Linked DNA regions of Mus musculus: region 2 is linked to region 1. Evidence: chromatin contacts called from ENCODE POLR2A ChIA-PET data. All regions are on one chromosome and are shown on one strand. The core of a region is the stretch at or near the end of the contact, and the rest is flanking DNA. Distances in the headings are between cores, read along the strand shown. Region 1 holds the start of Dll4 (delta like canonical Notch ligand 4). Region 2 holds the start of Ino80 (INO80 complex subunit).

The links. ChIA-PET counts read pairs that join two places held with the same protein, here RNA polymerase II (POLR2A).
Region 2: POLR2A ChIA-PET joins it to region 1 with 19 read pairs in embryonic stem cell. The contact joins the promoter of Ino80 here to the promoter of Dll4 in region 1. POLR2A ChIA-PET finds 5 or more read pairs at or near these places in 5 of 5 experiments (Patski and embryonic stem cell).

Annotation. Positions count from the first base shown.
Region 1 is chr2:119,323,967-119,327,245 of GRCm38, reverse strand. It overlaps Dll4 (delta like canonical Notch ligand 4), which reads right to left and starts at 1,462. Exons shown (of 11, transcript NM_019454.3): 1 at 1,040-1,462; 2 at 659-931; 3 at 126-183. The coding sequence starts at 1,105. It overlaps Gm14207 (predicted gene 14207), which reads left to right and starts at 1,049. Exons shown (of 4, transcript NR_030683.1): 1 at 1,049-1,265; 2 at 1,917-2,078; 3 at 2,270-2,401.
Region 2 is chr2:119,476,173-119,479,451 of GRCm38, reverse strand. It overlaps Ino80 (INO80 complex subunit), which reads left to right and starts at 1,765. Exons shown (of 36, transcript NM_026574.4): 1 at 1,765-2,073.

The sequences.
Region 1 (3,279 bases), core at 213-2,712:
AGCTAAGCGTCCTGGCCCCCACCCCCCAAGCCTGCGTCCCCAACCCCCACCCCCGCCTATAACTGGTTAACTCTTTCGGCGCTGTGTGATGTCGCCCCCCTGTGGCCGAGAAGTTAGATACTCACCTGGCCGCAGGTCGTCTCCCGGTGTGTGCCAAGCTTGGATGTTGAGTGAGAAGGTTCCCTGGGAAGCAAAAGGGGGGGTGGGGGACATTAGAGATAGCGATATCAGCAGGGAGGGAAAGGAGGGGGTGCCTCGCAGCAGCCTGTTTAATTAATCTAATTGCAGGATATAGTTACGGAGCTCGGCTCAACATAACTGGTGTTCGCGCAGCGCTGCGCGCGAGCTGAGAAGGCAGGGGAGGGATGAGGGATGCGGGAGTGTAAGTGAGAGCCGGGGGGTGGGCGGGCGGCGCCGCGTTGGGGGTTTGGTAATGAAATTCGTATCCCAAGAATTGGGGAGAAGGAAAGGGAAGAAACTGGGAGGAAAGACTAACCAAAGCCTCTCCGGGATGATCCTATGAGAGAACAGGGGGGCGGGGGCAGAAGAGAAAGAGCCCTTGGGGCTCTCCAGAGAGCGCTTTGGAAAGGAGCTCTGGTGTCCCGGCGCTCCCTTCTTTCCCTTCGGTTATCTCCCGGTGCATTTAAGTTGTGCTTACCGGCCAGGTGAAATTGAAGGGCAACTGCAGAGGGTTGCGACCACTGCCGCTATTCTTGTCCCTGACGACGAAGGAGTTGGTGCCCAATACCGGCGTGGAGACATTGCCAAAGGTGCAGGGTCCCTCGGAGAAGGTTGCCTGGAAGTGCTTAAGGCAGATGCGGAAGAAAGTCCGGCAGCCCGGTTCGCAGGACTGCCCATTGGCCAGCATACCGCGCTGGTTGACGAACTCCTGCAGCCGCAGCTGGAAGATGCCGGAGCCCGCAGCGCGCTGCTGCACAGGGACCGAGAGAAGGAGGGAGGAGAGCGGTCAGGCTCAGCCGGGGCCGGGGCGCAAGCCCGGAGCGCTGCGGGAGGGGGCGGAGAGGACGTGAGACATTACCTGCGGCCACAGTACCGCCAGCAGCAGTAGCGCCCAGCGACAGGCGCTCCGGGACGCAGGCGTCATCCCTTGGGGTGTCCTCTCCACTCCGGGACTCCGAATCTGCTTGTTAGGGATGTCGCTCTCCCGCAAGTCCCGTCTGCCAGCCGAGTTCCTGAAAAGCTGATTCCCCTCGGGACGCTGCTCCCTTGTCGCCTTCTCAAAAACTCCGCTGCTCGATGCCTCGGTAGGTAATCCAGGTGAGGGCGACTGGGCGGTGGCTGCTCTAAGTACGTGTCCTGGAGCAAATCCTAGGGTCTCGAGCGGGCTAGTGAGGGAGTACACTGCACCCAAGTGACTTTGGCTGCAGCTCTTGGCCTCGGGTTCCTAGCCTGCGAGCAGCGCCGCTACTGAAACCTGCTTGCTCCAGAGCCTTTCTTATATATATTGGCTGCTCTTCGCAGCCTGTCAGTCAGACAGACTCACGGTCACTCTCCCCTCCCCTCCAGGCCTCTAGTGGCTACAGTCCCAGCACCCACCGGAGGGGGCCTCCGCCCCCGCCGCTCCCCCTGTCAGCCAGCCAGTAGGGCGCAGGTCCCCGCCCCTCTTCCAACTTCTGGGCTTCCAGCTCTGCGCGTGCCCGGCGAGCAGTCCTTAGAGATCGTCTGCTTAAAGGCTGAGACCCTCGCCACCAGAGGATAGGAGGGTAGCCCAGTGATGCGGCGGGAGGTGAGGTGGTTCCCGAATGGTCCAGGGGGTGGAAACTCTAAGGGGTCCCCGTAGGCGGTGCACCTGATCCAGGCATTAGATACCTACAGTCCTCTAGCAGGTGGGGAAAGCTTAAACTAGGAAAGCAAAAAGCAGGACCAGGGGATTTGGATCTCCCTTTCCTTTCCAGACTTTAGGTAGCTCCTGCCTCGCTGGCCTCCAGCCTATGTGTGCCCACCCTCCACGCGTCCCCAGCACCGCAGGGAAGCCATCCGACGCCTTAACCTTTCCCTGGCTATTCCAAGCAAGGCAAAGGGCCAAGCGTCTAGGACTCTGGTCTTCTCTGCACCTGGTAGGCGTGTCACCTCAAGCAGCAGGGCGTGCCCAGCGCGTGCCTTCTCTCTTTGTCCCCCACCCCCACTCCCTCCTGGCTCGTGCTAGAGCCAGGACTAGAGGTTCGAAAGAGAGGTGGGGGGCGTGGTTCTCGAAGTGGGGGGGGGGTCCTCAGCTGTATGGTAATGAGGTTCTAGTCTTTTCCCTCAGTGCCTATCTCACCTGGGTCGCGCTTGGTCTCCATATCCTCATCCTGGCCCCCACCCGCGTCCCCTAGCTCCGCTGGAGTAGGGAGGAAACTTTCTTAATTCCAGAATTTCCTTGGGCCACTTGAGAGGCAAGGTGAGAGAGCTTGAGGCTGATCAGGTCTAGATCTCTCTGCATAGGGCAGGATGTAGGGTGGAACTGGAGGCGCATAGAGTTGTTTGAGTTTCGGGTGGTTTCACCCATGTCACACGCGCGCCTCTCCCGGGTGGCCTCCGAGCGCAAACCCTGCAGCTGCTTTCCCAGAACCCGTCGTGCTCCCCCGAGGCTGCAGACCGGGGAGGGCTGGCTTCTCCCAGTTTTGGGGGGTGCTAGATTTCTCTCTCTCTCTCTCTCTCTCTCTCTCTCTCTCTCTCTCTCTCTCTCTCTCTCTCTCTCTCTCTCTCTCTCTCTCTCTCTCTCTCTCTCTCTCTCTCCTACAGTGAGAGCGGTGGGGGCCCTGTGGCTTCAGCTGTCAGCCCTCCCGCGTGGTGATTGCTGGCTATGGTCGGACGATAAGATCAGTGCGGGCGGGGGTTGAGGGGAGCAGGGACGCGGCTCCAGCCCCAGGGAGGCCGTGGTAGGGGGAAGTGGAACCCAACAGCTGCCAATGACGAACATGGTCTGATATTTTGACTTGGGTGGTGGTGATGGAGAATTGGGGGGGGGTAAGAAACATGAGGTTGTGAGCGTGGGGTGGGGGGTGGGGTGAGGTGAGGCGACAGGCTCCGGGGTCCCCCACGCACGGCCACCCCTCCCAGCCACCATCTGGCGCGAGCGGGTTGGCGTGGGGAACCGAGGTGAGGCGGGGGCCGGCAGATGGGCCCAGGCTGCACTAGCGAGTTAATGTAGGTTATGGGCAAGCCGAGTCCCAGGCCCGAGGGACGGGGAGCTCGGGGCGTACCTCCCGGCGGTCCTGGCAAGTGGACTTCCAAATCCTCTCTGTCTGCATCCTCTTTGCACCGTAGACCTGCCTG
Region 2 (3,279 bases), core at 516-3,015, 150 kb before region 1:
GTGGCACCTTGCCCAACTGGGCAGCTGATATGTGGGGGAGCGTATCCGGACAATTTTTCCGAATTGTCCTCCCTGAAGCCAAGCTCGTGGTGAGGGAACCATTTTTGAGCATTTGCGATTCCTTCCAATTTTGAAGTAGGGCAACATCAGGCTTTATGCCTCTCGAAACAGGATCTCTGCATCAGTACTGAGCAGGCTATTTTGGCAAAATAACACAAGGCTTTCTGGAGTTCTTCTTTCCACTTGTCTTCTCTCTTTAAAAAAAGATGGGCTTCTTTCTACTTGCTTTGATTCTTGCAGAATTATTTTTGTAATTTAAAAAGATCGCCTGTGTGTATATATATCACACGCACACGCCACAGCATGTATGTGGTGGTCTGAGGACAGTAAGCAGGAGTCAGCTCTCTACTTGTACCATGTGGGTTCTGGTCTGGTTATCAGAATTGGTGACAAGTGACTGTGTCTGCTGAGCTGTCTAGCCAGACCCTCTTATAAAGTGTTACTGTTAAACTTTGTGAACATTTAAGGTCTTGTTTACGGACACTTTTTCTCCTGAACTTAAAGCATATCGAGGCCAAGAAACATTAAAAAAAAAAAAAAAAAAAAAAAAAGAGCCGGGCGTGGCAGCGCACGCCTTTAGTCCCAGCAAGCGGATTTCTGAGTTCGAGGCCAGCCTGGTCTACAAAGTGCGGTTCCAGGACAGCCAGGGCTACACAGAAAAACCCTGTCTCGAAAAACAAACAAACAAAAAAAAACAAGACATTTTTTAAATAATCATTTTCTAGACTTTAATTTTAAGCAGTTCAGTTCCAAAGGATGCAACTTGGACCCAACTGGAGTTGCACAAGGCACAGTACAGGCAAAACAGATAATATTAAACAAGCGATTCTTGCAGAAAACGAAAGGGTGAAGTCCAACAATTCTATATACGTCTTGGAAACGAGTGGATTAAGTGCAGAAGACTGCATGATGGCGCACACTGTAACCTCAGTCCTCGGGAGGCTGAGGCAGGAGACATCCCCCGAGCTTGACGCTAGCTAGCCTGGGCTATTAACCAAACCCAGACAAAATAACCATGAAACAACCGCCCCGCCCCGCCCCGCCCGCCCCAGCTCTGCGGTTGCTCGAGTGTGGGCAGGGCGACTCACCCCACTGGGGAAATGGAAAGTGCATGGAAGGTGAAAGCGCCTTCGTGCCAACGGTCTCGGGCCGAAGGGGGACAGTGTCGTCAGGAAGACGACCAGGAGACGTCTCCAAGTTGGCTCTTACAAGGATCCATCCCCGCCCGAGCTGGCCTCGGGGTAGGCCAGCACTACCTGGAGAAAACTTCCAGCGACAACGCCAAGCAGTCCCTCCCACCTGCAGGACCAAAATGAGTCCCTGGTTTTTGGGCGGTTTCCATTGACGTTACTTCCGGAAAAGTAACCTTTCTGTGGCAGTTGCAGGGCCGCTGAGCTCTCGCGACATCTCCTCCCGCGAGATCTGCTTGCTCACTCTAGCGATGACATCCTCCTCCTCCTCCCCGTCGCCTTTCGGCAATCTTCGCCAGTCCCAGCCCCGACCAATCTGCACTCAGATAGTATAGATGAGGGTCTCCCCCAGAACCCCGGTCCGCGCGGGGCGTCGGGCGGCGGCAGCGGGGTACAAGCTGCACGAGGCCGCCCGTAGCGGCACGGTCGGCGGACACGGGCTAGCGACTAGCAGTGGGCGTGGGCGGGGCAGGGCTAAGCCGGCCGAGTACCTGCTCGATTGTTCTGGCCTGGCTATGGCGCCTCTCCTCCCCCCCGCCATGGCTCCCCGTGTCCCTGCTCCGCTCCTCTCAGTGAGTGAAAGTGGCCGCCGCCGCCGCCGGCCCAGCGCCCGCAGCCGCCTCAGCGCCGCCGCCATCTTGGGGTCCCAGGAGCCGCCGAGGGAGCGAGCTAGGAGCGTTCCCGTCCAACGCAGTCACCGTCCCTCGGCCTCCGAGAGCGAAGCGCGGCTCCACAGTCGGCGGGGCGACCCCCCCCTCCGGACCCCGCCCGCCCCCCGCCCCCCCTCCGCCGCCGCCGCGGCGGCGGGGCCCCTCGGCCCGAGGTGAGGTTGAGAAGACGTGGGCGGGTGGACGGAGGGGGTGTCGTGTAGGCCCCTGTGCGCCCCTCTCTGCGGGCGACGACTGGGCCGCTTCTTAAAGGGGCCGTCGCCCCCGGCCCTGGGGTTTGTTGGGGTTAGAGAGGATGGGTGTGGACACTCCCCATAGGGTTGGGACCTCAGAGACCTGGGCCTCGGCTCTCCTGTCGTGTATCTCTGGCTCTCCGGGGTTATGGGTGACCTCGGCCACCCGAGGAAGCCCGTGGAGCACCCACACGTGGGGAGTGTTAGGCCAGGTGCACGTGGGACCCGGTGGGGCGGTGTCGCTCTAACACGTGTGTGGGTTTGGGAGTGGGGAGGGGCAGGGCGGAGGCTTGTCGGGCTGGACCAGGAACCGGACGAGGGTTCTACCTGTCAATTCAAACGAATGAGATCTATGGACTGGATAGAGTATCAGTTTAATGGGGAGCGAGCCACGGTTACGGGCGAATGATGCAAGTTGCTAGTTGGTGTTAGACGGGGACAGGCTAACACGTGCACAGACTTAGAAATGTGTCTGTGACAGCACTTCTGGGTTTTCGAGGCGTTTGCAGTGCGTCTCAGCAAGTGTCATCTTACTTTGACAATTCCTTCTTGAGCTTGCTGATGAAAAGTACTACTTCCGTAATCACGGAGGATGGAAGCCCCCTACAGTTTAGAAGTTGGATATTGCCGAAGAAGGCGTTTAACTATTTTAGTTCAGAACCAACTGTGCTCAGGACTCTTTGATTTACATTCTTGTACTTCTTAGGACTCGGGAAGGAATTTGGAGGTTGAACTCCTTAAAACATCGCTGATGATCAGCTTAGTTTTCCCAGTTAGTGATCCATGATTTACATCCCTAATTTTCACTGTGGGTTATTGATGCTTCCTTTCTTCCGGTCGTGTCTTTTTTTTTTTTTTTTTTTTTCTTTTTCCTGTTTGTTTTTTGTTTTTGGCCTGGATGGCCGGGAACTTGATATCCTCCTGCCTTAGCGTCCATGGTGCTAAGATTATAACTGCACTTCCATCTCTGGCTTTTTTTTTTTTCCCCCGAAGGAGTAACATCTTTATCAGATATGATTGCAGCTCAAGTGAATCAGGCACAGTTCAGAAAATTTCAGTATTTGCAGACTGTACACCTATCACCACCATTTAACATTGACTTTAAAAGAAGGTCTAGAAGTTTCTTAA